Linked DNA regions of Homo sapiens: region 1 is linked to region 2. The links are chromatin loops, found by intact Hi-C in ENCODE. Cell type or tissue: uterus. All regions are shown on one strand. Each heading gives the region's core, and the rest is flanking DNA. Links, peaks and the distances in the headings are about the cores only. Region 1 overlaps ERICH6-AS1 (ERICH6 antisense RNA 1). Region 2 has its middle 20 kb from the start of SERP1.

The links. A loop is a pair of places that touch in the nucleus more often than their neighbours do. Peaks named below come from ENCODE experiments on the same cell type or tissue, not always from the same donor. Only the 100,000 strongest peaks of a DNase experiment are listed, where the experiment ranks them.
Region 1: a loop joins it to region 2, with 8 times the contacts of the local background. A loop is called at or near these places in 18 of 110 quality-filtered maps.

Annotation. Positions count from the first base shown.
Region 1 is chr3:150,710,787-150,727,282 of GRCh38, forward strand. ERICH6-AS1 (ERICH6 antisense RNA 1) reads left to right here. Exons shown (of 3, transcript NR_121675.1): 3 at 9,083-9,360. It also overlaps the pseudogene SNRPCP3. Among named protein-coding and RNA genes, the nearest start is that of ERICH6, 15 kb to the left of the region's middle. RefSeq lists enhancers at 14,368-14,869, 14,870-15,369. In uterus, for the core only: no CTCF peak of the experiment used is centred there; no DNase peak of the experiment used is centred there.
Region 2 is chr3:150,518,055-150,534,550 of GRCh38, forward strand. No RefSeq gene overlaps it. Among named protein-coding and RNA genes, the nearest start is that of SERP1, 20 kb to the right of the region's middle. RefSeq lists enhancers at 2,043-2,543, 2,544-3,044. In uterus, for the core only: no CTCF peak of the experiment used is centred there; no DNase peak of the experiment used is centred there.

The DNA.
Region 1 (16,496 bases), core at 197-2,696, 180 kb after region 2:
GAAGGTATAGGCTAGATTGTTGTAACAAAGAAAAATACATTAGTTCCAACAAGATTGCAGTGCATTGATTTCTCTCCCATAGTAGTCCAGAAGAAGATAGTTTATGTTATTGGGGCAGCTCTGATCTACAAGCATCCAGGGACTTAGGTTTCATCTATCTTGTTGCACCACCATCCCCTAAGATGAGGTTCTCACCCTCACACTAAATACCATATCAATATTCCAGTTGGGAAGGAAAGAGGAAGAGGAGGGCAGCCAGATTTTTGCTGGCTTGCTTGTGTGTTTTTAAGAATATAATCTGGAAGTTGAATGCATCTCTTCCATTCACACATTCTTGGTCCAAACCAATTATTTGCATAGCCATAGCTAGAGGCCAGAGAGGATTGGACATGTCACTTCTTGCTGGGAAACTGTATGACTTGCTAAAAGTTGTGACAGCGTGTAGGGGTGGCCAGTGACTGTAATGGTAGGAAGAAGAGTAGAATAGACCCTGGGGAACAATTTGCAGTCTCCATCATGGACCCTGGTTAAGAGAGGTAGAGAATTATATCTAATTCCCACAATGGGCTAATGGGACAAGCCCAGCCCAGGAGAGACATCAATATGGCTTCATACATGAGGAGGGACACCTGATACTTCTGTGTGTTAAGGGAGGATGAATTCAAGTGGTGGCTGTCAAACTAGAGCATGCATCAGAATTATGTGGAAGGTTTATTAAAATACAGATTGCTGGCCAGGCGCAGTGGCTCACGCCTGTAATCCTAGCACTTTGGGAGGCCGAGGCAAGTGGATTGCCTGAGTTCAGAGTTTGCAACCAGCCTGGGCAATACAGTGAAACCCTGTATCTACTAAAATTAAAAAACAATTAGCTGGGCATGGCAGCATGCACTTGTAGTCCCAGCTACTTGGGAGGCTGAGGCAGAAGAATTACTTGAACTTGGGAGGCGGAGGTTGCACTGAGCTGAGATTGCGCCACTGCATTGCAGCCTACCTGACAGAGCAAGACTCCATCACACACAAAAAAATAAAAAAATAAAAAAATAAAAATGATTGCTGGCAAGATGGCTGAATAGGAACAGCTCCAGTCTGCAGCTCCAAGGGAGATCAACACAGAAGGTGGGTGATTTCTGCATTTCCAACTGAGGTACCCAGTTCATCTCATTGAGACTGGTTAAACAGTGGGTGCAGCCCACGGAGGGTGAGCTGAAGCAGGGTGGGGCATTGCCTCACCCGAGAAGTATAAGGGGTCAGGGAACTCCCTCCCCTAGCCAAGGGAAGCTGTGAGGGACTGTGCTGTGAGGAACGGTGCACTCTGGCCCAGATTCTATGCTTTTCCCATGATCTTCGCAACCCGCACAGCAGGAGATTCCCTCCAGTGACTAGGCCACCAGAGCCCTGGGTTTCAAGCATAAAACTAGGCAGTCATTTGGGCAGACACTGAGCTAGCTGCAAGAGTTTTTTTTTTTTTTCATACCCCAGTGGCGCCTGGAACGCCAGCAAGAGAGAACCGTTCACTCCCCTGGACAGGGGGCTGAAGCCGTGGAGCCAAGTGGACTAGCTCAGCGGATCCCACCCCCACAGAGCCCAGCAAGCTAAGATCCACTGGCTTGAAATTCTTGCTGCCAGCACAACAGTCTGAAGTCAACCTGGGATGCTGGAGCTTGGTGAGGGGAGGAGCGTCCACCATTACTGAGGCTTGAGTAGGCGGTTTTCCCCTCACAGTGTAAACAAAGCCACCAGGAAATTTGGACTGGGTGGAGCCCACCGCAGCTCAGCAAAGCCGCTGTAGCCAGGCTGCCTCTCTAGATTCCTCTTCTCTGGGCAGGGCATCTCTGAAAAAAAGGCAGCAGCCCCAGTCAGGTACTTATAGATAAAACCCCCACCTCCCTGGGACAGAGCACCTTGGGTAAGGGGCAGCTGTGGGCACAGCTTTAGCAGACTTCAACGTCCCTGCCTGACGGCTCCGAAGAGAGCAGCTGATCTCCCAGCACAGTGTTCAAGCTCTGCTAAGGGTCAGACTGCCTCCTCAAGTGGTTCCCTGACCCCTGTGTCTCCTGACTGGTAGACACCTCCCAGCAGGGGCTGACAGACACCTCATACAGGAGAGCTCTGGCTGGCATCTGGCGGGTGCCCCTCTGGGACGAAGCTTCCAGAGGAAGGAACAGTCAGCAATCTTTGCTGTTCTGCAGCCTCCGCTGATGATATCCAGGGAAACAGGGTCTGGAGTGGATCTCCAGCAAACTCCAGCAGACCTGCAGCAGAGGGGCCTGACTGTTATAAGGAAAACTAACAAACAGAAAGGAATAGCATCAACATCAACAAAAAGGATGTCCACTCAGGGACCTCATCCAAATGTCACCAACATCAAAGACCAAAGGTAGATAAATCCATGAAGATGGGGAGAAACCAGTGCAAAAAGGCTGAAAATTCCAAAACCCAGAACGCCTCTTCTCCTCCAAAGGATCACAACTCCTTGCCAGCATGGGAACAAAACTGGATGGAGAATGAGTTTGATTAATTGACAGAAGTAGGCTTCAGAAGGTGGGTAATAACAAACTCTTCCGAGCTAAAGGAGCATATTCCAACCCAATGCAAGGAAGCTAAGAGCCTTAAAAAAAGGTTAGAGGAATTGCTAACTAGAATAACCGGTTTAGAGAAGAACATAAATGACCTGATGGAGCTGAAAAACACAGCACGAGAACTTCGTGAAACATACGTAAGTATTAATAGCCAGATTGATCAAACGGAAGAAAGGATATCAGAGACTGAAGATCAGCTTAATGAAATCAAGTGAGAAAACAAGATTAGAGAAAAAAGAATGAAAAGGAATATGGGACTATGAAATCCAAGAAATATAGGACTATGTGAAAAGACCAAATCTACATTGATTGGTATACCTGAAAGTGACGGGGGAGAATGGAACCAAGTTGGAAAACACTCTTCAGGATATTATCCAGGAGAACTTCCCCAACCTAGCAAGATGACCAACAATCAAATTCAGGAAATACAGAGAACACCACAAAGATACTCCTCGAGAAGAGCAACCCCAAGACACATAATCATCAGATTCACCAAGGTTGAAATGAAGGAAAAAATGTTAAGGGTAGCCAGAGAGAAAGGTCAGGTTACCCACAAAGGGAAGCCCATCAGACTAACAGCAGATCTCTCTGCAGAAATCCTACAAGCCAGAAGAGGGGGGGCCAATATTCAACATGCTTAAATAAAAGAATCCTTAGAGAAAAGAATTTTCAACCCAGCATTTCACATCCAGCCAAACTAAGCTTCATAAGTGAAGGAGAAATAAAATCCTTTACAGACAAGCAAATGCTGAGAGATTTTGTCACCACCATGCCTGCCTTACAAGAGCTCCTGAAGGAAGCACTAAACATGGAAAGGAACAACCAGTACCAGCCACTGCAAAAACATACCAAGTAAAGAACATCAACACTATGAAGAAACTGCATCAACTAACGTCAAAATAACCAGCTAGCATCATAATGACAGGATCAAATTCACACATAACAATATTAACCTTAAATGTAAACAGGCAAAGTGCCCCAATTAAAAGACACAGACTGGCAAATTGGATAAAGAGTCAAGACCCATCAGTGTGCTGCATTGAGGAGACCCATCTCATGTGCAAAGACACACATAGGCTCAAAATAAAGGGATGGAGGAATATTTGCCAAGCAAATGGAAAGCAAAAAAAAAAGCAGGGGTTGCAATCCTAGTCTCTGATGAAACAAATTTTAAACCCACAAAGATCAAAAGAGACAAAGAAGGGCATTACATAACGGTAAAGGGATCAATGCAACAAGAAGAGCTAACTATCCCAAATATATATGCACCCAATACAGGAGCACCCAGATTCATAAAGCAAGTTATTAGAGACCTAAAAAGAGACTTAGACTCCCACACAATAATAGCAGGAGACTTCAACACCCCACTGTCAATATTAGATCAACGACACAGAAAATTAACAAGGAATATTCAAGACTTGAACTCAGCTCTGGACCAAGTGGACCTAAGAGACATCTGCAGAAGTCTCCACTCCAACTCAACGTAATATACGTTCTTCTCAGTACCACATCACACTTATTCTAAAATTGACCACATAATTGGAAGTAAAACACTCCTCAGCAAATGCAAAAGAATGGAAATCATAACAAACAGTCTCTCAGACCACAGTGCAATCAAATTAGAACTCAGGATTAAGAAACTCACTAAAAACTGCACAACTACATGGAAACTGAACAACCTGCTCCTGAATGACTACTGGGTAAATGATGAAATTAAGGCAGAAATAAATAAGTTCTTTGAAGCCAATGAGAACAAAGACACAATGTACTAGAATCTCTGGGACACATTTAACGCAGTGTTTAGAGGGAAATTTGTAGCACTAAATGCCCACAAGAGAAAGCAGGAAAGATCTAAAATTGACACTGTAACATCACAATTAAAAGAACTAGAGAAGCAAGAGCAAAAAAATTCAAAAGCTAGCAGAAGACAAGAAATAACTAAGATCAGAGAAGAACTGAAGGAGATAGAGACATGAAAAACCCTTCAAAAAATCAATGAATCCAGGAGCTGGTTTTTTAAAAAGATCAACAAAATAGATAGACAGTTAGCCAGACTAATAAAGAAGAAAAGAGAGAAGAATCAAATAGACGCAATAAAAAATGATAAAGAGGATATCACCACTGGTCCCACAGAAATACAAACTACCATCAGAGAATACTATAAACACCTCTATGCAAATAAACTAGAAAATCTAGAAGAAATGGATACATTCTTGGACACATACACCCTCCCAAGTCTAAAACAGGAAGAAGTCGAATCCCTGAATAGACCAATAACAAGTTCTGAAATTGAGGTGGTAATTAATAGCCTACCAACCAAAAAAAGTCCAGGACTAGATGGATTCACAGCCAAATTCTACCAGAGGTACAAAGAGGAGCTGGTACCATTCCTTCTGAAACTATTTCAAACAATAGAAAAAGGGAGAATCCTCCCTAACTCATTTTATGAGGCCAGCATCATCCTGATACCAAAACCTGGCAGACACAACAAAAAAAGAAAACTTTAACAGGCTTCAGGGATCAAACTTTAAGAACACTGAATCTTGTGCTCAATTAGCTTGTATTGGATTTGCTTCTATCAGTTGATGAAAAGGAATGTGTATAACAATAATATAATTGAACTCCACATTTTCAGCTGCAGGATTCTAGAATCCTTCACTATTGTATTATTGAGGGGATCATTGAAGTCTAGGCCAATATCCCTGATGAACATTAATGTGAAAATCCTCAAAAAAATTATTGGTAAACAGAATCCAGCAGCACATCAAAAAGCTTATTCACCATGACCAAGTTGGCTTCATCCCTGGGATGCAAGGCTGGTTCAACATATGCAAATCAATAAATGTAATCCATCACATAAACAGAACCAGTGACAAAAACCACATGATTATCTCAATAGATGCAGAAAAGGCCTTCGACAAAATTCAACAGCCCTTCATGCTAAAAATTCTCAATAAACTAGGTACTGATGGAACATATCTCAAAATAATAAGAGCTATTTATGACAAACCCACAGCCAATATCATACTGAATGGGCAAAACCTGGAAGCATTCCCTTTGAAAACTGGCACAAGACAAGGATGCCCTCTCTCACCACTCCTATTCAACATAGTATTGGAAGTTCTGGCCAGGGCAATCAGGCAAGAGAAAGAAATAAAGGGTATTAAAATAGGAAGAAAGGAAGTCAAATTGTCTCTGTTTGCAGATGACATGATTGTATATTTAGAAAACCCCATTGTTAGAATGGTGATCATTAAAAAGTCAGGAAACAACAGATGCTGGAGAGGACGTGGAGAAATAGGAACACTTTTACACTGTTGGTGGGAGTGTAAATTAGTTCAACCATTGTGGAAGACAGTGTGGCGATTCCTCAAGGATCTAGAATCAGAAATACCGTTTGACCTAGCAATCCCATTACTGGGTATATATCCAAAGGATTAGAAATCATTCTGCTATAAAGACACATGCCCACGTATGTTTATTGCAGCACTGTTCACAATAGCAAAGACTTGGAACCAACCCAAATGCCCATCAATGATAGACTGGATAAAGAAAATGCGGCACATATACACCATGGAATACTATGCAGCCATAAAAAGGATGAGTTCATCTCCTTTGCAGGGACATGGATGAAGCTGCAAACCATCATTCTCAGAAAACTAACACAAGAACAGAAAACCATAGATAGGTATGGTTTTCTATCTATCTATAGATATAGATAGATAGTATATAGTATATAGATAGATAGATACACACACACACACACACAAACACACACACACACACACACACACACACACACACACACACACACACATAGATAGATAGATTGCTGAGTGTTATCCCCCTGGACTTTTTTTTTTGAGACTGGGTCTTGCTCCGTTGCCCATGCTGGAGTGCAGTGGCACTTTCATAGCTCACTATAACCTTGAACTCCTGGGCTCAAGTGATTCTCCTACCTCAGTCTCCTGAGTAGCTAGGACTACAGGTGCATACCACCATGCCTGGCTAATTTTTTTTTTTTTTTTTGAGAGATGGGGTCTTCCTATGTTGTTGCCCAGGTTAGCCTCAAACTGTTGGCCTCAACTGATTCTCCTGTCGTGGCCTTCAATGTGCTGGATTACAGGTGTGAGTCACTGCACCTGGGCTCCCCTGGATTTTTGATTCAGTAGGTCTGGGACAGATCTGAGAATTTTTATTTCTTTTTCTTTTTTTTTTTTTTTTAGACGGAGTCTTGCTCTGTTGCCCAGGCTGGAACGCAGTGGTGCGATCTCGGCTCACTGCAAGCTCCGCCTCCCTGGTTCATGCCATTCTCCTGCCTCAGCCTCCCAAGTAGCTGGGACTACAGGCACACGCCACCACACCTGGCTAATTTTTTTTTTTTGTATTTTTAGTACAGATGGGGTTTCACCATGTTAGCCAGGATGGTCTCGATCTCCTGACCTCGTGATCCGCCCACCTCAGCCTCCCAAAGTGCTGGGATTACAGGCATGAGCCACCGCGCCCGGCCTGAAAATTTTTATTTCTAACAATTTTCCAAATGATGCTGATACAACTGCTTCAGGGATCAAACTTTAAGAACACCGTATCTTGTGCTCAATTAGCTTGTATTGGATTTGCTTCTACGAGTTGATGAAAAGGAATGTGTATAACAATAATATAATCGAATTCTACATTTTCAGCTGTGGGATTCTAGAATCCTTCACCACTGTATTATTGAGGGGATCATTGAAGTCTAGGTAAACTCCTTAACATGGATGAACATAATCACTTCGCTTCTTGATTTCTTAATACCTGCTTTCTTTCTCCCTTGTTAATCCCAATAGAATATCCTGCAAAGCCAGTTAAAGCTCCTCACTTGAAGAATCACTGATTAGCAGATTTCACTGTGTGCTTACTTCAGAAAGATGTGTGCAGCATATTATTTTTATAGCTTTTAATTCATACTTTAATGAGAATTTTATGAATATAGGTAGGTCTTGGTTCTTCAGGACAAGATAGAGCATAATTTGTTTAATTGATTCCCTTTTTTAATTATTATTATTTTTTTTTCGAGACGGAGTCTCGCTCTGTCACCCAGGCTGGAGTGCAGTGGCGCGATCTCGGCTCACTGCAAGCTCTGCCTCCTGGCTTCATGCCATTCTCCTGCTTCAGCCTCTCGAGTAGCTGGGACTACAGGCGCCCGCCACCACGCCCGGCTAATTTTTTTGTATATTTAGTACAGACGGGGTTTCACCATGTTAGCCAGGATGGTCTCAATCTCCTGACCTCATGATCCACCTGCCTCGGCCTTCCAAAGTGCTGGGATTACAGGCGTGTGCCACCGCTCCCGGCCCCCTTTTTTAATTTTAAGAGACTGAATTTTTTAAGTAACCGAATACCTGTATTAGCTATAGAATGGAATTAAAAACAAGGACAGATCAATTTGAAAGTGATTATGTCAGGCCAGGCTTGGTGGCTCATGCCTGTAATCCCAGCACTTTGGGAGGCTGAGGTGGGTGGATCAGCTGATGTTGGGAGTTCGAGACCAGTCTGACTAACATGGAGAAACCCCGTCTCTACTAAAAATACAAAATTAGCCGGGCATGGTGGTGCATTCCTGTAGTCCCAGCTACTCGGGAAGTGGAGGCAGAAGAATCGCTTGAACCCGAAAGGCAGAGGTTGTGGTGAGCCGAGATCTCGCCATTGAACTCCAGCCTGGGCAACAAGAGTGAAACTCCATCTCAAAAAAAAATAAAAAAAATAAAAAAAATTATGTCTTCTGAGGAAATTACTAAAGTTCAGACACTGATAAATGGATAATTAAAATGTAGTGTGTCCTTACAATGGAATATTACTTGGTGATAAAAATAAATGAATTACTTATATATGCTACAACGTGGATGAACCTTGAAAACATTATGTTAAAGAAAAGCAGCCAGTCACAAAGGACCATGTATGTATTGTGTGATCCTATTTGTATGAAATATACAATAGGCAAAACAGGCAAATCTGTAAAGAAAGTAGAGTCATGATTTTCTAGAATCGGTGGAGTTTGGGGAAATGGGCGGTGACTGCTGATGGGTGTGTGATTTCTTTTAGGGGTGATGAACATGATCTAGAATTGATTGTGGTGTTCTTACACATCTCTGTGAACATACTAAACACCACTGAATGGTACACTTCAAGTGGGTGAATTGTATGGTATGTGAACTATATCCTAAAAAAGTTGTTTTTTAAAAAGGAAAGGAAATGGTTTACTTTTGAGGGTAAATTGAAAGCTCCCCACCCAGATATTATTAACAACAGTTAATGTAACAGCAGTATAGAGCACTGACCCTGCCATCTGCGTGTATCTTCATTCTGATATTCCTTTCTCTGTCCATCATATGCCCCTTGATTTTGCTTTTCTTTTTTTTAACTGATAGAGTCGATAATTTTATTTTCACATTTCACAATACAAATGAAAACTGCACTTTTTCTGGTCCCACTTCTCCCGTCTAATACTATTCTCTCTTTGATAGGAAGGAGGAGCAAGTCTTCTTTGTCATGCTATTAAGAAAATACCCAGAGTCACAGCACCATGATCTCCTTGTGAAGCAGAACAAGTAATATAAAACTGATCTAAAGAGGCCTCCCCTCTACTCTTATCTGTCTGGTCGAGTCATTTGGGTCCAAGTGGGCACCATTGTGGGAGGGTGGGAGGACTCATCACTGGGGGCCCAGGCATCATTGGCATGTGGCCTCCTGTGTTAGTTTGTTCTCATGCTGCAAATAAAGACAACTTGAGACTGGATAATTTATAAAGGAAAGAGGTTTAATGGACTCACAGTTCCACATGGCTAAGGAGTACTCACAATCATGGCGGAAGACAAAGGAAGAGCAAAGGGACATCTTACATGGCAGCAGGCAAGAGAGCGTGTGCAGGGGAAGTCCCCTTTATAAAACCATCAGATCTCATGAGACTTATTCACTATCGCGAGAACAGCATGAGAAAAACCCACCCCCATGATTCAATTACCTCCCACCGTGTCCCTCCCATGTCATGTGAAGATTATTACAACTCAAGGTGAGATCTGAGTGGGGACACAGAGCCAAATGATATCACCTCCAATGGGCAGCCTCATTCCAGGAGCACATCCCATTGGCATCATCCAGGAGGAGGGGGGGGCCATCATTGGCATCATGGGAGGGCCCCCCAGCTGGGGTGCTGGCATCATACCTGGTGAGGAACAGGAAGAGACTGGGGGGAGGTTGGATCATCGCTCCTGCAGGAGGAGGAACAGAGAACAGAGTAGGAGGTGTTCTTCCTTGTTGAGATGCAGTCTTTGTTCTGTCAGCCAGGCTCCGAGCCTGCTCTTCTATCCATTTCTGGTAGTAGTCTTTCACATTCTCTTTGTGTTTCCTTCCACTGCAATGGTAGGTTCTCACAGATGGAGAGTCGTGGGTGAGGTATGTATTGCAGAAGTCACAACAAAACTTAGGCATGTTGCTCTGTAGCCCGTTAACCACTCTCTTCCCTGATTTTGCTTTGTTTTGATGTGACATTGAAGCACTGCACATGCGCAGAGCAGCTAATAGTTCTTCCCTCTTTGGATTGTTGGATGAAATTTTTTTGAATTTTATTTTTTATTGATACATAATAGATATATGTGTTTTGGGGGTACATATGATAATTTAATATATTTATATAACTTGTTAAGAACAAATCAGTGTAATTGGGACAGCCACCACCTTAAATACTTGTCCTTCCTTTTTGCTGGAAACATTTGTATTATTCTCTTAGCTATTTTGAAATATACAATAGGTTATTCTAAACTATAATCACCCTAGTGATCTATGAAACACTACGTCTTATTTCTTCTATTGGATTAAATGATTTAATACCTGCAATGCTCTTAGCATTGTGCCTGGCACATGATAAATAAATATTAGCTGTCGTTATTCCGACCCAAAACAAGAACATTTTTTATTGTTACAGAAAAAATTGGACCATTGATTATGTTTCACCATTTAAGTGGCTATTGTTTGCATGCTTTCGACAGTTCTATCCCATGCCCTATACATTTACTTTCCCCCAGACCTCCCTCCCCTCCATCTTCAACCTATTACAACAGGGTGTAATAATATAGACGAACACTAGAGGGAAGCATGCAATTGCAATGAAGAAAATCGGCATCAGCACACTTGAAATTCAGACAAGAAGATAGAAGATGTCTAGTATCAAAGGAAAGTGAAATGTCTTCCTTTAATATAGTGTCTTGTAGTATTCTCCTATAGGAGGGAAGTATTATTACTCTATCGGATGAGTATTCCTACTGGAAGGATAGCTGCGGCATTTTAAAAAATCCTGCCTGTATGTGCCTGCCATAAAGATGTCACATAACCATTTCCTCACGTGCTGTTCACTCCACACCCCAGCTCTCCTGAGAGCACTTAGCTTCTCCCGTGAGCCGGTTCCTCCGATGGGAGGCATTTGGAAGCCTACATTAGTATAGTGCTGCCTTACAACGCACTTTAATGTAATATCTAGTCTCTGGGAGGCCCAGGAGTGCTTCAAATTCTAGGCTTCCCTGAGATGTCCAGTGCATTTCTGTTGAGGTGTATATGGGCTCACTCGGCCTGAGTCCCTCAGGGGCAGGAAACGTACCCCATCTTCACCTTTGCATCCCCAGCAGTTTGCAGTGCTGGGCATGCCCTAGAGAAGCTGGATAATGTCTGTTGGACTAAACTGCTTCATGAGCTGCAGACAGAAAAAGAGGGAAATTTATGCTCACTTTATGCCTGAGCAATGGGACTCTAAACTGCACCCCTAACCAGTGAATATTTTTCATTATTTTTCTGGATTATAAAAGTTCATGCTCATAATGTGAAAATCATGCAAAAAGAACATCTAAAATATTCATAATCCCATCCATCCAATATTAACCTGGGGAATACTACAGATTCTTTTAACCTTATGTCAGAGTATAATATATAAATATATGTGTGTGTGTACATATATATAGTGTTTACATTTATGGCAGCATGGAACACCTATCTTTTAAAAATTTTTTTTGAGATGGTGTCTATACTCTGTCACCCAGGTTGGAGTGCAGTGGCGTGATCTGACTCGCTGCAACCTTGGCCTCATCCTCCCACCTCAGCCTCCTGAGTAGCTGGTACCACAAGCGTGCACTACCATGCCCAGCTAATTTTTTGTATTTTTGGTACAGACAGGGTTTTGCCATGTTGCCCAGGCTGGTCTTGAACTCCTGAGCTCAAGTGATCCACCTGCCTTGGAATCCCAAAGTTCTGGGATTACAGGTGTGAGCCACCATGCCCAGCCCTACATCTATCTTTTTTTTTTTTTTAAAACTAATCCCTTTCTTTTGGGAATTTAAGCTGTTTCTCAATTTTTGCTTTTTTTAAAGAGCAGTCTGGTGAATATTCGTGTAGCTAAGTGTAAGCCCACATTCTTTATTAGTGTCTTAGGATAAATTCCCAGAGGCAGAATTTCTGGGTGATGGGTAATTTACATTGTCACCAACAGTGACAGTGCCCTTGATCAGATGAAGAGTTTTAATTAAACGTCACACCAGAACTCCATAATCTTGTCTCAGTCATGTCATCGCTGCTCAAAACATTTGGTGAACTCTGTTTGGTGATCCAGGCTATGACTCATATAAGAAAATAAATCTTAATCTCTCATCTTGCCTTTGATCTTTGACTGTTCAAGAAAATCTAATTTACCACAAAAGGACAAAGACAGCAACCATGGCAGATTTTCATATAGGTGTGCCACCAGAGTCAGGAGGAGATAGGGAAATGCTTCCCAGACTGTTCTGAATAGTGGCAAATCAGAGAATAATTCCTCTAAGTCTTTTTGGAAATTAGAATGGAACTTCCCTATCATCTGAAGACTCCTTATGGATTGAACAAGGAGGGCCCTCTTGACTGGTTTGTCTTTCTTTCTTTTTCTTTCTTTCTCTTTCTTTCTTTCTTTCTTTCTTTCTTTCTTTCTTTCTTTCTTTCTTTCTTTCTTTCTTTCTTTCTTTCCTTCTCTCCTTCCTTCTTTCCTTCCTTCCTTTCTTCCTTCCTTCCTTCCTATCTTCTTTCTCTTTCTCTCTCTCTCTCCCCCTGCTTCCTTTTCTTTTCTTTTCTCTTCTCTTTTTTCTTTCTCTTTTCTTTTCTTTCCAGGGTCTATGCTATGCTGCCTAGGCTGGTCTCAAATTTCTGGACTCAAGCAATCCTCCTGCCTTGGTTTCCCAAAGTGCTAGGATTACAGGCATGAGCCACCTTGACTGGTTTCTTCCTTAAAGGTTCCTAAGCTTCGCCTTTTTTTTTTTTATCTTAAAGATGGACACAGAGATCTAAACATTAAAACAATTTATTTATTGGAGTTTCCTCATAGAAGGGTAAGAGAGACAGTTGCACCTGACTGGGTGCTTAGTATTTCTATAGAGTGGCTTAAGCATGGCAACTGATTAATGAGAGGAGCAGGAGGTGACTTGCATTGTTTTTACTAAGATAATATTTTGTTTTGTTTTGTTTTGTTTTTTTTGGAGAATGGCAGATTGGGTTTATTGAGGGAGGCGACTGAAAGGAACTCAAATCACCCCCTTGGTACTGCTATTTATATTACTGCATTGTGTGGAAATCCTTAGTGGCAAATAAAGCTTTGGGCTGATGTTTAAGGCCCTCTACAATATAATCTTAACGCGACTTTTCTAGCTTTAACTTCGCCTACTCTTACACAGACCTGAATGGATGCTGCACATCCTGTTGGCCCAGCTGCAACTTCAGCCACTGCTGTAGCAACCAGTTTTGTGCAGGTGTGGCTGATGGCTCTGGCTTTGGCTGCCTGACGTTTCCTGGATCCTGCAGCGTGGCACAGGACACATTTGCCTCCTGGTTGCCTTCTGGACTTGCAGGGTACTTACCGTGATAGGGGGTACCCTTTGATGAGCTGGGGATGGGAACTGGAGGGTGAAGACCTCCCTCTTCTCTCTCTCAGTGGACAATTCTGAGGTCCTTCTACACAGTGCCTCAGAAGCCCCTAGCGGGATTGAGCCTCAGTTACCTAAGGCAGTGACCGGCGGATAATGCACCTGTGCTGGCTTTCTTTCCTCCCCTACTCCCCTCTTCAGTCCTTCAGTCTGTTGCCTGGAATCACTTTCCTAAATAAATGTCTTTTTTTTTTTTTTTTTTTTTTTTTTTTAGAGGGAGCCTCGCTCTGTTGCCCAGGCTGGAGTGCAGTGGTGTGATCTCGGCTCCCTGCAACCTCTGCCTCCTGGGTTCAAGCGATTCTCCTGCCTCAGCCTCCTGAGTAGCTGGGATTACAGGCACATGTCACCTCGCCTGGCTAATTTTTGTATTTTTAGTAGAGATGGGGGTTTCACCATGTAGTATACACCATAAGAATGTGTATAACTTTGCCAGGCTGGTCTCGAGCTCCTGACCTCAGGTGATCTGCCCACCTTGGCCTCTGAAAGTGCTGGGATTACAGGTGAGAGCCACCATGCCCAGCATTTCCTAAATAAACTTCATATAAGCTTTGTCTCAGGCTCTGCTTGCTTTGGGGAAACAACAGTCACCACCCTATTTGCTGTTTTTTGATGATGTTCCTTGCTCTTCATCTATTCAGTTCTTTAATACTTGCCTGGGGAACATCTAGTGTGCTCCTGGTCTGGGAAAGGGCCCTAAAATATAAAACGGAATCAGTCACAGGCCTTGCTCTTGAGGAGTTCTTGGTTTAAGAGAGAGAGAGAACAGACAGCTTAAAAAAAAAAAAAGTCAGTGTATCACAAGGTGAATGCTGTTCCAGAGAACCAGGAAGGAAGAACACAGGAGACAGGACAGCTGATCTGGCTTGGGGTATCTGAGGAGGTTTTCTCAGGAGCGTCTTTTAAAGGATGAACAGGAAGTAGTTTACAGGAACAAGGTGGGAAAAGACCTTCTGGGCTGAGAGACTAGTCTGGGCAGAGACACAGAGTCGTGAAAGAACTCGGTATGTTTGTGAACTGTGGGAAGTTCAGGGAGACTGGAGCGGAGGGTGCCTTAGGAATGTGCTATAGAGGAGTCTGTCAAGACCTGGGTGCCTGCTACACTCCGAGAGGTCAGCGAACGGGCCCTCACTGGCTTCTTTTGCGTTGATGGCCTGGTCTGTATTTCTGCACTAGGTGGCCCTCTCATTGTCGCCATGACTGCTGGCCAGTGGACACCTGCAGGAATGGACTTGGGGTAGGCCTGAGGCCCCAGTCTGCTGGGGTGCTCCTGGGAAACTGAGTCTCGCCTCGCCTAGTCTCATGGTAATGTGCAAGGGTTGTTTTGCATCAGCTTCTTGCCACTGGGGCGAGCCAGCAAGCAGCCAGAGCTTCCAGCACAGCCGGAAGGGGCTGGGAGGGTGTATCCACTTCCCCACCCACTAGAAGAATGTGTCTACCTTTGCCTGGGAGCAGGCTGTGCAATCTCCTGCTCGTGTGTGTCTCTGTTTACTTTGCCATGAAACAATCCTGTGTGGGTCTGCTGGTGTCTTCCCTCCCATTGACCCCTATATCTCGTCGGGTAACCATGCATCTCCTGACTCAGGGAAAAGACAGTGACTTTTTAAATATTTATTAATTAATTAATTAATTTTTTTTTTTTTTTAGAGACAGGTTCTTGCTCTGTCACCCAGGCTGGAAGTTCAGTGGCATGATCATAGCTCACCGCAGCCTTGGACTCCTGGACACAGTGATCCTTCCACCTCCTGAGTAGCTGGGACTATAGGCACACACCACTATGCCCAGTTACTTTTGTTTTGTAGAGACAGGGTCTCGCTATATTGCCCAGGCTGGTCTTGAACTCCTGGCCTCAAGTGATCCCTGCCTCAGCCTCCCAAAATGTTGGGATGACAGGTGGGAGCCACTGCACCCTGCTGAGACCAGTGACTTTTAAAGTCGACTAGTGGCTGTCCGAATCAAGTGGTCCCCTCTTTGGCAGTAGTTGGTAAGGAGTAGAAATCAAAGGATACACAGAGAAGATGCTAGGCAGAAGTAGTGAGGATTGGAGGAGAGCAGAGAGAAGCAGGGTGCTGGCAGCAGGAGAAGCAGACTGAATGTGGCTGAGTAACACCGATGTGCCAACACCAGCGGCTAGGAGATAGTGAGGCTTCAGACCCCAGTGGGGCCTGGTGAGATTTCCATTTCTGAACTACACTCCAGAGTGCCAGAAACCTGCTGGTGTGGCTGGTCCTGTGCTCCAGGAAGTGAAAATAGACACGCACTTTCCTATTCCTGTACATATCCTAACACGGAGTAGCGTCAGCAGAGACACTGCCTGGCCATGCTACTTCCCACCATGTAAACTTGAGTAAGTAACTGAGCACTCTTTCTCAGGTTCCTCACTTGTAAACTGGGCTGTTACTGGTGTCTGCTTCATAGGGTTGTTTTGATGCTTGAATGAGTTAATGGGCATAAGATGTGGAGAAGGGCCTGCTGGTGCATATGAAGTACTCAGTAAGCAGGTAGCGGTCTGGGTCTGGGCAGGACACCCAAATTGGGTAACTGAGGAGAGGCTGAGAGACTATTTACAAAAGTATAGGTCAGATGAAGGGACAAAGGATGGTGGAACACCATGGGCTATAACTGGCTGAGAAGTCTTTAGTACTCCTAGGCCTGATGAGGCGAAGGGAGGAAGTAGTTATCAGACACCCAGCAGCCTCAAAACAGGGTGACAGGGCAGGAACTGTGGGGGTCTGGACAAGAGTGCAGCTGGGCCAACCTGGCCCTACAGGGCAGGAGTGGAAAGCATGCATACTCTTAAGACTTCTCCCTAACTCTGATCTCCTGCCCATGATACCCAAAGGCCAATCTGATTGGAGGCCAAAGGATGAGGCTGTTAGGTGGTTACAAAACGCAGTGGTCAGCCTGCCAGGCCCAGAGCAGTTGGTGAGGCATGGAGCAGGGATCTAGGAGC
Region 2 (16,496 bases), core at 8,498-10,997:
TAAATATAGTTACCACATGATCTAGCAGTTTCACTCTTACATATATACCCAAGAGAAATGAAAACATATTTCCACTGTCCACACAAAAACTTGTATACAAATGTCCATTGCGGCATTATTCACAATTGCCAAAAGGTGGAAACAACCCAAATGCCCATCAGCTGATGAATGGATAAATAAAATGTGGTATACTCAATATTTTTCAGCAATAAAAGGAAATGAGGTACTAATGTAGTCTACAACATGAATGAACCTTGAAAACATGCCAAGAAGCCAGTCACAAGGACAAAATATTGTGATTCCATTTATATGAAATTTTCAGAATAGACAGATCTATAGAGAGAAAGTGGATTAATGGTTTCCTGGGGCTGGGGAAATGGGGTGATCAGGTTGGAGGTGAAAAAGAACAAACTCTTGCTACAGGCAACAGTGTAGATGAATTTAACAGACATAGTGTTGAGTGAAAGAAGCCAGACACAAAATAGTACATACTGTATGATTCCATTTATACAAAGTTCAGGAACAGGTAAAACCATTCAACGGCAAGAGAGTCAGCAGCTGTTACCTTTTGGGGTATTGGCTGGGAGTAGGAATAAGGCAGCCTTTTGTGGTTTTGGGAATGCTCTATTATCTTAATCTGGAAGGTGGGTACAAGAGTGAGTGTGAGTATGTATGTTTGTGAATACATCTATGTTAAAGAATTCATTTAGTTGTACACTGAATATTTGTTCACTTTACTATGTAAGTTCAAGCACAATAACAAAAATTGTATAGATAAAATAAAAAGTACTATCCCACCAATCTAGTTAGCTTGGGAGCTTCCCTATAACTGAAGCAAACTGGATCAAAATGCTTCTCTCCTCTTCTCCAGGGCCACATAGTCTGCATATTTTTAACTTTTCCTCTTCATGGCTGCCTTCGATTGTCACTAACTGATTTCAGAGAAACCTTGAGGCAGAGAAACCTTGTGGCTTCAGGGAATGCCAGAACTTGGACCTTTAGGTCTCAGAACCCCTCTAAAAAGGTTTTCCTTTATGGCTGAGGCCTCTTTCTCTTTCCAATTGAAGGCTTATCAGGAAGGAGGGTTCCCAGGAAGCAAGCTGGGCAGGCCTACGTACTTGAAGTCTCAGAGAGTCATATAATTAAAACTCCTTTGTATTGCCTGGGTTTTCCTCTCATTATGCAGTAACCACACCCTTTTTATAACATTTATGATGTTACCTGCACATATACTCACTGGGAAACAATGTGAAGTTAAGCCTAGATCTGTGACTAACACCATAAAAGCAAAACAATCGCTCTACCTCATAGGAGTGCTGCTAAAAAGACACAAAGACATATTTTAAAATATTTACGTTAAGAGCAATACCATAACCAGGTAACATAGATGAAAACTTCATAAACTGAAAGAGGTCACACAAATGACCAAGACATAGTTTTAACTATATCATGGAAATCTCCAAAAATTATGTTCATCTATAAAGTAAGTGAAAGCACCGGAACAGCTTCCTCCAAATGAGCCTTGTAAATGGATCTACTAATAACACACTCCACTCTTAAATCTGAAAATAAACCAAGCCAATATTAAGTGAAAAGTAACCTCTGGTAAAACTGACACGCCACTTTAGGTAGCTGCAGCCATGCAAAAGTTTGATATCAAAGTATCTGAAAAGCATAGCATTCACCAGTTGTCGAAGCACCGTTCCGGGACTTGCAGCATCAGCTTCACTTGAGAACCTGTTAGAGATGCACATTCTCGGGCCCCAACTCAGGCCCACTGAATCAGAAACTCTGGGAATGGGGTCCCCAGCACTCCAGGTGTTTTTGTTGTTGTTGTTTTTGGGGTTTTTTTGAGACGGAGTCTCGCTCTGTTGCCCAGGCTGGAGTGCAGTGGCGCGATCTCGGCTCACTGCAAGCTCCGCCTCCCGGGTTGACGCCGTTCTCCTACCTCAGCCTCCCGAGTAGCCGGGACTACAGGCGCCCGCCCCCACGCCCGGCTAATTTTTTGTATTTTTAGTAGAGACAGGGTTTCACCGTGTTAGCCAAGGATGGTCTTTATCTCCTGACCTCGTGATCCGCCCGCCTCGGCATCCCAAAGTGCACTCCAGGTTTTAATTACCTCTCGGGTGATTGTGGTGCACGCTCAAGTTTGAGAACCTCAGCTGTACCCAATTACTTTAGGTGGGCAAGGGCTTTCTAGAAGATCAAACACTTCAAACACCTGGCTTCAGCTCACAAGCACGGGACAAAAGCTCTCGGTCCTCTTCCTTGTTCTCCGCGGGGTTTGTAGTATGAATCTCAGGTCACAAACTCGGACTATCACCTTAATTCAGACCCTCCCTCCCGGAGTGATCTAGGTCGTGTGTCGTCTCTCCTTCTCCGCTGTTGCAGCACAGATGGAAATGGAATGGGTCTCGCTTGCAGTCTGTCACGACCTCCACTGACTTCTTCAGGGTGGTCGCTCGCGGTGGTCCTAAGGCGCTCTCATCCTCCACACCTCGCTGGGGGACCGGCGATCTCCTCCAAAGGGTCGCCCCAAACCCCGGCCGCGCCACCCCCAGCTCCAGGGGACCAGCAGCTGGCAGCTCCGCTCTCCCACCCTCAACAATGCCGGGTTTCCTCGCTTCTCCGGCTTTTACAAGAGGTCGGGAGAACGTTTGAATTGTGGTTGCTTCTTCTTTGAATCTTGCAACATTCCTGAAAGCCCTACGGAACCGAAATTTGGAGAGAACACAAATAACAAGTCTAAAAATTATCTTGCCACAGGATAGTAGGTGCTTCCTACCATTACCTAAGTAATTTGACACCATATATTATTTAATACACTTCAGGGTTATACATAAAGGTAAAATGTGAAAGCTTGCAACTAATAATTACAGCAATAAGCAAACACATGTTTTTCCTCTTTAGTTTCGCTTTTTAAAATTATCAAATTATTTTTATGGACACAGTAATCAAAATAGAAACAATTTAGCCTAGGAAATTTAGCAAGACTCCATCTCTACAAAAAGTTAAACAATTACTTAGGTGTGGTGGCTGGTACCTGTAGTCCCAGCTACTCCGAAGGCTGAAGTGGGAAAATTGCTTGAGCTGGGGAGGTAGAGGCTACAGTGAGCTGATCACACCACTGCATTACAGCCTGGGCAACAGAGACCTTGTCTCAAAACAAGCAAACAAACAAATATATTTTACATTTTTAAAAAACACCCACATAACCCTATCACAAAAAAATCCACCAAGCTAATATTTTCATATTCTTTTCCCATTTTAGTATGTATATATCAGTACACATATTTTATGTCCTGCCCTTCTCACTTATTATTGATTTCCATGTTACCAAGTCACCTTGTTTCCATATAAGCTTTATGAAATTAATTTACAGGAACTACATGACACTGATTATAATATGCACATATCCTTCAACCTATTATCCACTCCTCAGATTCTACTTAAGTATTCTTTTTTAAGTATACTACAGTCTTTTCTCCCCTGTAAGTTTTTCATTTCTTCCCACATTTAGAGGAAACAATGCTTTCCACATCTTACTGCACCCCCTGGCTCTCTTCTGCTCAGTAACAGCAACTGTCTCAGTCAAGCGCCTCTCTGTGGAACACTGCTGTTCCTTCACAGACAAAGCCATAAAATCAGTGAAAAGCAGAGCCAGCTGCTCGCCCACTGCTAGAGGAAGAGGTCATCTCTCTTGCCTTTTATCCCATCTCAAAACATGTTATCCCTCTAATGCCTTTAGAGTTCCCTGGACTGGGCATACAGAGGTGTCCTCAAAGTGTTTTCAGAACTCTGATAATATAGGAGCAAAATCTGCTGAATCTTCCTTCCTAGAAACAAAAGTGATAAGGCCCAACCTTGAAATCTAGATGAAAATCCTGAATGTAACTTCATCTTTCAAGTTTCTGCAGTGGTTTCCAAAATGCATTTCACAGGGAGCTGTTTGGCATAGGTCAATGAAGAATGGATTTTCTGTTCCCAGAACCTTAAAATATTTATACTCTGTGCATATTCCAGAAATCAACAATAGCCCCCTACTGCCCATCACCAATTCTTCCATAAATAGATAAAGCACCTAATAGGTAACTCCCTGACAGTGGCTAGAATCAAGTGTTCATTTAATGGCCCCTTAGAGTTTCTCAGAAGTTTCTGGAGAAAATGGGAAGAATGATGTTAAAGTGCAGTCAGGTGTCACTTAACAGGAACATCTGAGAAATACGTCACAATTTCACCATTATGTAAACATCTTATGCTGTACTAAACCTAGATAACATAGCTTACTACACACTTAGGCTACATGGTATAGCCTATTGCTTCTAGGCTATAAACCCATACAGCATGTTGCTGTACTGAATGTGGCAGGCAATTGTAACACAATGGTAAGTATTTGTTTATCTAAATATATATAAACATAGAAAAGTTAAAGCATTGCATTATGACATTACGATGGCTTATGACAGCTATGATGTCACTAGGAAATAGGAATTTTTCAATTTCATTATAATTTTATAGGAGCACCGTCATATATGTGGTCAAATGTTGACCAAAACATTACTATACAGTACCTGACTATAGTTCCTTTGCTTTATCCCTGACTCCTACTCCAAAGTTTGGCTCTATCAACTGAGCAAAAGATAGAGGAAAAAATACTGTTTTCTTTCACTATGAAGGTAAAAAATATAACAAAGTCTTCTCGGAAAAATTCCTATAAAATCCAAGGTTAGAACATTTGGAAATAGCAAAAAAGATTATTGGGTATCTCAAATGGAAAACTAAGCACTATTTAGAACCCACCTTTCAGGTTATCTGATTGTACCTTTCCATTGCTTTTGAATTATTTTACAACTCTGTAAATTGTCAATAAGTGATAACAATGCAAAGTTAGTGTTGTTTACAAAGACATTTTGTTAGAGATCCAATTTTCTGCCCCCTGTTGAAAAAGTCAGTTTCTCCATCCATTTGTAAATTCATTTCAGTATTGCTTTGCTCCACATAAATTTGTGCTTCTTTGACTTCTCCTTTGAACTCATTGTTTAACATCTTACTATTTCTTCATTTATAATGACTTAAATAAAATCTTTAACACATGTTCATTTTATATCTGTATAGAGTCATAATTTTACCCCTCTGTGAAAATCATCCTTAGCCAGGCACAGTGACTCGTGCCTATAATTCCAGCACTTTGGGAGGCCAAGGCGGGAGGATCACTTGAGCCCAGGAGTTTGAGACCAGCCTGGACAACATAGTGAATTCTCTGTGTTAATTTCACTTTTTAAAAAAAAAATTTTTCCCCTCGTACAAACTCTCAGTCTCCCTGTGACTGAACATCACCAATGATGTTCTGAAAGACTCAGGTGAAAAGTGAAGGATTGAGGTAGAATTTGTTGTCTGAGAACAGATCTAACAGCCAGAACAAATAAGTCCTGCATAGGAAGCCAAGTTGGGAGCCAGCGAGGAAGGATAAGGGGGCAGGGACTCAAAGTAGGTGGTCCACTTTCCCTTTGGGGGTAATTTCATCCTTTGGGGGTAATTTCATCTCTACAAAAAATAAAAATAGAAATAAAAATAAAAAATTAGCCAGATGTGATGGCACATGCCTGTAGTCCCAGCTACTCAAGAGGCTGAAGGGGGAGAATTGCTTGGAGGTCAGGGCTGCAGTGAGCCGTGATTGTGCCACTGCATTCCTGCCTGAGTGACAGAGCAGTGCCACTGTGACAGAGTGTGCCACTGCATTCCTGCCTGTCTCAAAAAAAAAAAAAAGTGAAAATCATCCTTTAACAAGGTCAAGCCTTCCAATTTCAATAAGAGGACTGGGAAAATCTACCCCTACGTTCAAAGAATTGCTAAATAAAATACAACAATAATTCTCTTGAGTAGCTAAACTCACAAGTTATAAAGGAGAATCTCCAAGTGCCAGAGTGAAGAAGGAATGGAAAACTGAGCACAGCAGATAATCCTGTGGCTGTCCTAGAAGCTACAAAGGGACTAGAGATAAACTCTTGAATCCACAAAGGTTAGGGAGGTGAAGGTGAATAAATTGAGATCTTTGAGTTAAAAAGTGGACCAGCATGAAATGTATCTACTACCAAGTCAGAAAGATGCTTAGGAAGCTTATCTTCCTCTTTTCTGGACTTTGGAGTCCAGAAAATAAAACGTATTTATTTATTTGAATTTTAAAACTTTGGGCCTAATTACCTCAACTCAGATCTGGTGTAAAATTATTGTTATTATTATTATTATTTGAGACAGAGTCTTGCTCTGTTGCCCAGGCTGGAGTGCAGTGGCACAATCTCAGCTCACTGCAACCTCTTCCTCCCGGGTTCAAGTGATTCTCCTGACTCAGCCCCCCGAGTAGCTGGGATTACAGGTGCCGGCCACCACACCCGGCTAATTTTTGTATTTTTAGTAGAGACGGGGTTTCTCCATTTTGGCCCAGCTGGTCTCAAACTCCTGACCTCAGGTGATCCACCCACCTAAGCCTTCCAAAGTGTTGGGATTACAGGCGTGAGCCACCGCACCCAGTCCGGTGTAAAAATTTTAGAATCCAAGAACTTTAACCCCCAAACCTCGGCTGAAAAATTAACATAAAATAATGTGAGATTAGCAATATCCTTGGGTCCCATGGCTCTTTGCAAAGCCAATGCCCGTTTATGAAAGAATATTTCTACAACTCAAGCCACTGACAATTTTCAAGGAAAACACAGCCCCCACTAAAGATGGGCTACTGTAGAAAATTGTTAAAGCAATGAATTATTCCACCATAAGTGAGAGTCAGTAAACACAAGTACCAAAACTTGAGACAATAAAAAAAAACTGGAAGAAAATAAAATAATTATGTTTAAAATTATTAAAAACATGTTTTTAAAAAAATCACAACCTCTGGTATGAAGAAAGCCAAATTAAAAAAAATAATTAAAAAAGAAAAAGAAAACCCAAAGAAAATAAGACCTTATTTAAAAAACAAGGAAGATTGCAGAAAAAATCTTAAAAGGAATCAAATAGAAATTTTAGAAGTTAGCCGGGCATGATGGTTCACACCTGTAATACCAGCACTTTGGGAGGCCAAGGTGGGTGGATCACTTGAGGTCAGGAGTTTGAGACCAGCCTGGCCAACATGGAAAAACTCCGTCTCTACTAAAAATACAAAAATTAGCCAGGCGTGGTGGCGGGCACCTGTAATCCCAGCTATTCGGGAAGCTGATGGAGGAGAATTGCTTGAACCTGAGAGGAGGAGGTTGCAGTAAGCCGAGACTGTGCCACTGCACTCCAGCCTGGGCAACAAAGCAAGATCCTGTCTCAAAAAAAAAAAAAAAAGAAAGAAATTTTAGAAGTGAAAAGGAATTATCGGAACTTCAAAGCCACAAAAGACGAGCAAAACAACCCATTAGACCAAACTAAAGAGATCATTATCAAGCTAGGAGGCAGATGAGAAAATGACCCAAAATATTGCTGAGAGATAAAAAGAAGGGATTGCAATGAAGAGATTAGGAAACATAAAGACAACACGAGAAGTTTAAACATATTTTAATAGGAATTCTGGAGGGAAAGAAGAGAATTCTGGAAGGAAAGAGAGAGAAATTTGAAGAGATGAGCTAGGCACACAGTGGCTTGCATCTGTGGATCACTTGAGGCCAGGACTTCAAGACCAGCCTGGACAACATAATGAGACTCCCAATTCGACAAAAAAAAAATTTAAAAATTAACCGGGAGTGGTGGCACAAGCCTGTAGTCCTAGCTATTTGAGAGGCTAAGGTGGGAGGATGGCCTGAGCCTGGGAGGTCAAGGCTACAGTTAGCCCTGATGGTGCCAATACACTCCAGCCAGAGCAACAGAGAAAGACTTTGTCTCTGAAAAATAAAATAAAACAAAGAAATAAAAACGAAGAAATTTGAAGAGATAAAGGGCAGAAAAGTTTCTAGCCTTGGTGAAAGACATAAACCCCAGATTCAAAGATCACTATGTTCACAAAGTTAGAAAAGTAAAATAGACCTACTGTCCCACGTAACTTAGTGAAACTTCAAAACACCAAAGTCAAAGATAAAGTCTTTTAATACATTTTAAAGATGCTGAGAAAAAATATATATTACAAAGAAGGACAATAAACTGGCTAGGCACAGTGGCTCACACCTGTAATCCCAGCACTTTGGGAGGCTGAGATGGGCAGATCACTTGAGGTCACAAGTTCAAGACCAGCCTGGCCAACATGGTGAAACCCCATCTCTTCTAAAAACACAAAAATGAGCAGGGTGTGGTGGCACACACTTGTAGTCCCAGCTACTCAGGAGGCTAAGGTGGGAGGATCACTGAGTCCAGGGGGGTTGAGGCTGCAGTGAGCTGTGATTGTGCCACTACACTCCAGCCTTGGAAACAGAGCAAGACTCTGTCTCAAAAAAAAAAAAAAAAAAAAAAAAAAAAGGACAATAAAACTGATAACTGACTTTGTAACAGCAATAATAGAGACGCCAGGAAATAATCTGATCAGCGACCATGGTGACTTGAGACCAGCCTGGGCAACAGGATGAAATCCCATCTCTACAAAAAATACAAAAATTAGCCGAATGTGGTGGCATGCACCTGTAGTCCCAGCTATTAGGAAGGCTGAGGTGGGAGGATCACTGAGTCCAGGGAGGTTGAGGCTGCAGTGAGCCACAATCACGCCACCGCACTCCAGCCTGGGCGGCAGAGTGAGACCCTGTCTATAGATAAATAAATAGAATAACATCTCATGGCTGAGGGAAAATTATTGTCAACCTAGAAGTGAATACCCAACTCATTCAAGAGAGAAGGCAAATTAAAACATTTTCATGCGAAGAGATGAAAGAACTTGTCATTGATAGTTGCTGAAAGAACACTAAGGAATGTACTTCAGGAAAAAGAAAATGGAATCCAGAAAGAATGAGATGCAAGAAGGAATGATAAGCAACTTAAAAACAAAAAAAGCACATGCTTATAAAAAACAATAATAATAGCTAATTTGGGCAAAAATACTAGATGACATTAATGTAAAATATGGAAGAGATAATTGAAATCAAAGTATTTTACAGTCTTTGTTCAAGAAGAAAGTAGAAATAAAGATTCATTTTAGACTTCATCAAATATACCTGATTATGTTTAAAAGGTGTTTTTGAGAGAATAGAGATAGAGCGTGTAACTATGAAAAACACAGAGGGGAGAATATCATAAGGAAATCTCAAATGGACGCTCTCCCAAATGCGCCAGCGTTCTCCCATACGCAGTATCAGGCCTCCTGTAACTGCTGTGCCCACACACCACAGAGGGAGATAGAGACCCAGCCCTCCACCCAGCTCTGCCCAAGAACAAAGGTAAAAATAGGTATGGTGGTAAGAACAAGAATGAATCTGAAATGAGAATGAATCTGAGAAGGAGAATGGACCAGTAAGCTCAGATAATCTACATGTTGGCAAATGGACAGTTAGAAACAACATTGTTTTGTTTGTTTGTTTGTTTGTTTGTTTGAGATGGAGTTTCACTCTTGTCACCCAGGCTGGAGTGCAATGGCACAATCTCAGCTCACTGCAACCTCCACCTCCCAGGTTCAAGCGAGTCTCCTGTCTCGGCCAGGCTGGTCTCGAGCTCCTGACCTCAGGTGGTCTGCCTGCCTCTGCCTCCCAGAGTGCTGGGATTACAGGCATGAGCCACCGCACCCGACCGAAACAACATGTTTTGTTGGTCAAAAGAAATTGAAAGAAAAAGTTTGGATAAAGACTTCGGACATTATATGGCTGGGCTTGCAAGACTACTAGACAACAAAGTTACATAATTTTACATTACATTACAAATAAAGCTGGACATCTAAAGGTCCAAGTTGAGCTTCCAGGTCAAACCACTGTCAAAAGCAGGTTACGTCTGTTCCAGGAGAGCATGCCTAAATCCAGTCAATGACACTGGAAATGATGAAGACACCGGGGATATTTAAACTGAACTCAACATTTTACATTCCAGTTTTTCAGAGAATTGCTGCACAATTTGGATGATAGCCACAATCCAGGAAGAAGACTAGATCATCAGAATGAGTGAAGTTTGTTAAAGCAGACTGATTTTTGATGTTTGTTTTAAAATTGTATGTTTCTTTCACAACTTATGATACTGATTTACCTTAAGACAAATGTTAAACCTACTTGTTCTTTTGTCGTAAGGAATTTATTTGGATGAAAGACAATAACATCTGTTGTTTAGAGAAAAAAGGAGAAAATGCGTTGCTAGTTTTCCTGCTGTGACCACTTCCACCTCCAGTAAATGGATGTTTTGAATAATTCTATGCCCTATAATTATCATGGACTATGTATAAACCCCCAGTTTTAACTAGTTTGTGTACTGATTAAGGTCCTAGGGGAGGCAGAAATCTGCATTTCATATCATAATGCATGGGTCTGGTTTCATATTTTAGTAGCTTGTGGCTATTTTTCTTTTTTACAAATGTTGACATTATACACATTCTTCTCGTAACCTTATGTTACAGAGCAAGACTGTGTCTCAAGAAAAAACAACAATCTTACGTTGTCACCACAAAAAAAAAATCAACAAAAAGGCATTTCTAAATACAGCTGTAGGAAGTTGGGTTTGAATTTGTAAGATTAGTAGTTGTGGAAATTGAACACTGGGGGGCACCCAATCATTATAAAAATACTAACATTTATTCACTTTTTAAAATATAATGTGATTGAAAAATTTCACAAAGAAGAGGTTTTTGTAATCCTTTGCTAAATATGGAGTTTAAAACTTTTTATTTGGAAATAATTTCAAAGTTATAAAATGTTGCAAAAAAATTTTTTAAACTACCAAAAACAGCCATATTTACCCTTTACCAGATTTACCTATTCAACATTTTATACCATTCACTTCATTATTTTCTCTCTCTTTCTCTCTGGATATAATTATTTTCCTGAACTATTTGCGGGTAAGTTATATACCTCATGGGTCTTTACCCCTAAATATTTTGGCGTGTATTTCCCAATAATGGGGTTATTCAAAAGAGTCTATCTTTTGATAGTAAGCATTACATATATTATTTTTACAGTACAAAAGATTATGATAAAAATGTCGTTTTCCCCCCAAAAGCTACATGGTAAGCTACAGTTTTCTGTACTTTATGTAAGTATAAATTATGATTTCTAAATGAAAAAACAATTTCATATTAATTTCTACAAATTAAGCCTTTCTCAAATTATCCCTAAAGTGGGAGAGAGGAAAGAAATACAACTTAATCACCACCAGTTTCTGAAATAGAAGAGCCACAGGTAAACACTACAGTAAATAAAATGTTGCCGGGCATGGTGGCTCACACCTGTAATCCCAGCACTTCAGGAGGCTGAGGTGGGTGGATCACTTGAGGTCATGAGTTCGAGACCAGCCTGGCCAACATGGCGAAACCCTGTCTCTACAAAAATACAAAAATTAGCCTGGCATGGTGGCGCATGCCTGTAATCCCAGCTACTTGAGAGGCTGAGGCACAAGAATTGCTTGAACCCAGGAGGCAGAGGTTTCTGTGAGCCGAGATTGTGCCACTGCACTCCAGCCTGGGCGACAGAGCAAGACTCTGTCTCAAAAGAAAAAAAGAAAGAAAGAAAAAAGAATATGCCATGCTGGAAATCCCAAATCCCAATCAATCCAACAGAAAGAAGTTAAAAGTAAGCAAAATAATAAAAACTAAAACGTACAGTAATCAGAAAGGCAATAAATATGAGAGTAAAAATAAATCCAAAACATTACTAATTTTAATATATGCAGATGAATTAAACAGTATTTTCAAACTACATAAAAACATAATTATAATCCACATGTTTATACTAGATACTTAAAACGCAAGGACATAGAGAGATTGAACATAAACGAGCAGAAAAAAATACTTTTGGATGCAAACTGCATCCAAAAGAAAGGTGAATACATATATTTATTACACATATTATTTGAATATATAAATATATATTTGAATATGTATTGTTCAGTATGTTTGAATGTATACAGTTGCCCTAGGTATCCATAGATTGGTTCCAGGACCCTGGCAAATACAAAAATCTGTGGATGCTCAAGTCCCTTATATAAAATGGCACAATATTTGAATATAACCTGATATATATTCAATATATATATATTGAATATATAATAAAGTATATGGCATTCTCCCATATACTTTAAATCATCTTTAGATAACTTACAACATCTAACACAATGCCTACATATCATTTCATTCATGTAAATTCAACACAGTACTAGGCATGGCAAGTTCAAGTTTTGCCTTTTGAAACTTTATGGAATTTTGTTCTGAATATTTTCAATCTTTGGAGGGTTGAATTCACAGATGCACACAGATATGGAGGGCCAACTATGTATTTGAGTATATACATATCTGTGTGTGTGCATATATCTATATATATATATATATACTAAAGATTATATGTAACCGTAATATCAAATATAATAGACTGTAAGTGAAAAAGCACTATTAGAGATTCGGATGGATGTTACATAATGAAAAAGAAACAATCTATCAGACAGATATCTCTAAATTTGAATATACTTAACAGAGCCTCAAAATATTTAAAGAAAAATATACAGAAATATTGGAAGAAATTTACAAGTCCATAAACCTCTATCAAAAAGTAAAAAACTGATAAGAATCTAGATGTAAACAACATAATTAACAACTTGAACAAAGAAACAAACACAGAACTGGCACCAAAAACTAGAGAATACACTTTTTAAATTATTATTATTATTATTATTATTATTATTATTTTGAGATGGAGTCTTGCTCTGTCGCCAGGCTGGAGTGCAGTGGTGCGATCTCAGCTCACTACAACCTCTGCCTCCTGGATTCAAGCGATTCTCCTGCCTCAGCCTCCCGAGTAGCTGGGATTACAGGCACGCACCACCACGCCCACCTAATTTTTGTATTTTTGGTAGAGACGGGGTTTCATCATTTTGGCCAGTATGGTCTCGATCTCCTGATCTCGTGATCCACCCATCTCGGCCTCCCAAAGTGCTGGGATGACAGGCATGAGCCACCACTCCCGGCCTATTATTTTTAATCATATATAGTACATTATAAAAAGTAACCACATAGGGATACCGTCACTCTGATACATTGCTGAAGGGAATATAGAACAGAATAACCTCAATGGAAGGGAATTTGATAATACTGAACTGCATTTATCCTTTGGCTCAGAAATCTTACTTCCAAGAATTTATCCTAAAAACACACTTGCACAAATATGAAAAGATATAATACATAAGGTAATTTATTTCAGTTCTATTTGTAATGGCAAGAGACTGTAAAACTAATGTCTATGAATAGTGACTGGTTGAATAAATCATGGCACATCCTGATCATGGAGCTATAAAAAGAAGTGAGGAATATCTCTATACACTTACATGGGCTGATGCCTAGGATATATATTTTTTGCTTTTGGTTTCCAGGATATATTTTAAGTGGAGAAAGCAAGATAAAGAAAAGGGTATCTGTGCAATCCTACCATTTATCTAAGAAAGTGAATATTTATATATCCATATCTCTATTATCCATCTCTTAATAAAAGCGTAAAAGAAAGCCTTTTTTAAAAAGGTTATCTAAAACCCAAGAATTGTTCCCCTAGGTACATACCCAAGAGAAAAAAGAAATCACATATGTCCAACACAAAAACTTGTACATGAATGTTCATGGCAACATTATTCATAATAGCCCCCAAATGGAAACAATCCACATGTCCATCAACTGATGAATGGGGAAACATATCAAAAAGAATGAAGTACTGATTCATGCTCTAAAATGAATGAGCCTTGAAAACATTATGTTAAGTAAAAGAAGTCAATCACAAAAGGTCACATACTGTATTATTCCATTTATATGAAAAGTCCAGAGTAGGCAAATCTAGAGAGAAAGTAGATTCTGTGGTTGCTAGAGGTTAGGGGAAGGGGGAGGAGCAATGAACATCAATAGGTATGGGGAAGGGAGTGATAGATACAAAGTTTATTTCTGGGGAAATGAAGTATTCTGAAATTTGGTAGTAATGATGTTGCATAGCTTTGTAAAATATACTAAAAACCACTGAAATGTACACTTTAAAAGGGTGAATGTTATGCCATATTAATCTCACAAAATATTGTAACCTTATCAATAGGAAGAGACAAGAAAGTAGAAAGAACAAGAATAGGAACTGAAGGCAGGCACAGTGGTTCACACCTGTAATCCCAGCAATTTGGGAGGCTGAGGTGGACAGTTCGCTTGAGCCCAGGAGTTGGAGACCAACCTGGCAACATGGTGAAACCCCATCTCAGCACACACAAAAAAATTACAAAAAATTAGCCCGGCATGGTGGCACACATCTATAATCCCAGCTACCCAAGAGGCTGAGGTGGGAGGATCACATGAGCCCAAGAGGTAGAAGCTGCCTGTAGTGAGCTGTGATCATGCCACTGCACTCCACCCAGGGCAACAGAGTAAGACCCTGTCTCAAAGAAAGAAAACAAGAAATAAGAACTAGATTTCTCTGAATATACCTAGTTTAATAGATTTGATATTAAAACCAAGAAAATATAATATATAGTTACTAAACTGAATTAAAAATATAAAAGCAACCACTAAGATTCTCTTTCTGGCATGGCAACCTGAGGACCTCCATGGACCCACTCCACAATGAAACTGGTGAAAATCATTAAAAAACAAAATTTAAATTCTCTAGAAATGGTCTTAAGGCCATACAGCAAATGAAGAAACATTTATTCGAGAAAACCTACTAAAACTGGCCGGGCATTGTGACTCATGCCTGTAATCCCAGCACTTTGGAAGGCCGAGGCAGGCAGATCACCTGAGAAGTCAGGAGTTCAAGACCAGCTTGGCCAACATGGGGGAACCCCATCTCTACTAAAAAATACAAAAATTAGCTGGGCGAGGTGGTGCATTCCTATAGTCCCAGCTACTCGGGAGGCTGAGGCAGGAGAATCACTTGAACCCAGGAGGAGGAGGTTGCAGTGAACCAAGATGATGCCACTTGCACTCCAGCCTGGGTGACTGAGTGAGACTCCATCTCAAAAAGAAAAGAAAAGAAAAGAAAAGAAAACCTACTAAAACTAGTTAGGAATGGTAAGAGTCTATGGCATTTGAGTCATGACCAATTTCCTTCCCCTTCCATATTCAGAGTGATGGGAACCCTACTCCAGGTAGACACAGCCAAGAACACAGGGCTCCCTCTGCCCTCACCTCCCATCTAGAGGGCTGCAGTATCTTCCCATCAGGGCAGCATGTCTCCATTTCTCCTCCTTTCCCAGCTACCTGTTGCAAAGGCTAAGTTCTGGGTGGTGTAGCCGAAAGGTGGGAGCCCCCTTCTTCTACCCAGCCCCCACTCGTGGGATACAGAATCTACTGAGAATACTGGGTCCAATCCCCATCACTCCAGCCCATTCATATAGCAAAGGTTCCATGCCAGCACAGGCAAGTCAAGAATACCAAGGGCTATAGAGCAGAAATTGAAGAAATTGAGTACAGAAAAACAATAGAGAGAATTAATAAACCTGAAAGTTGGTTCTTTTAAAAGAGCAACAAAGTTGACAAACCTTTAGCTAGATTAACCGAGAAAAAGAGAGAAGGCTCAAATGAAAGAGGAAATGTTACCATTAATGTTACAAAATAATAATGATTATAAAGGAATATTGTGAACAACTGTATGCCAAGCAGATAACAGACAAAATGAACAAATTTCTAAAAAGACACAAACTACTAACACTGAATCAAGAAGAAACAAAAAATCTGAACAGACCTCTAACAAGTAAAGAAATTGAATTTGTGGGTGGGCACAGTGGCTCACACCTGTAACTCCAGCACTTTGGGAGTCTGAGGTGGGAGGATCACTTGAGCCCAAGAGTTTGAGACCAGTGTGGGCAATATAGCGAGGCCCCATCTCTACAAAACAAAAAGTAAATAATTAGCTGGGCGTGGTGACATACACTTGTAGTCCCAGGTACTTGGGAGGCTGAGATAGGAGGATTGCTTGAGCCCAGGAGGTCAAGGCTGCAGTGAGTCATGATCGTGCCACTGCACTCCAGCCTAGGTTACAGAGGAAGACCCTGTCTAAAGGTGGGGAAAAAAAGAAATTGAATTTGTAACAAAACAACTATCCACAAAGAAAAGCCTAGGCCCAGATGGCTTTATTGGTGAATTCTACAAAACATACAAAGAATTCATGCCAATTCTTCACAAGCTTTTCCAGGAAACCGAAGAGAACAACTCCCGACTTATTCTACGAAGCCAGTATTACCCTGATAACAAAACCTACACAACAAGAAATGAAAACTACACCAAGATCTCTTACGAACATAAATGTAAAAATTCTACAGAGATACTAGCAAACCAAAATCTCTACCTGAAAAAGGGCATCTTCAAAAAACTCACAACTAACATCATACTTCATGGTAAACAACTGAATGTTTTCTTGTTCTTGTTAAGATCCAGAAGAAAACAAAGATGTCTACTGTTG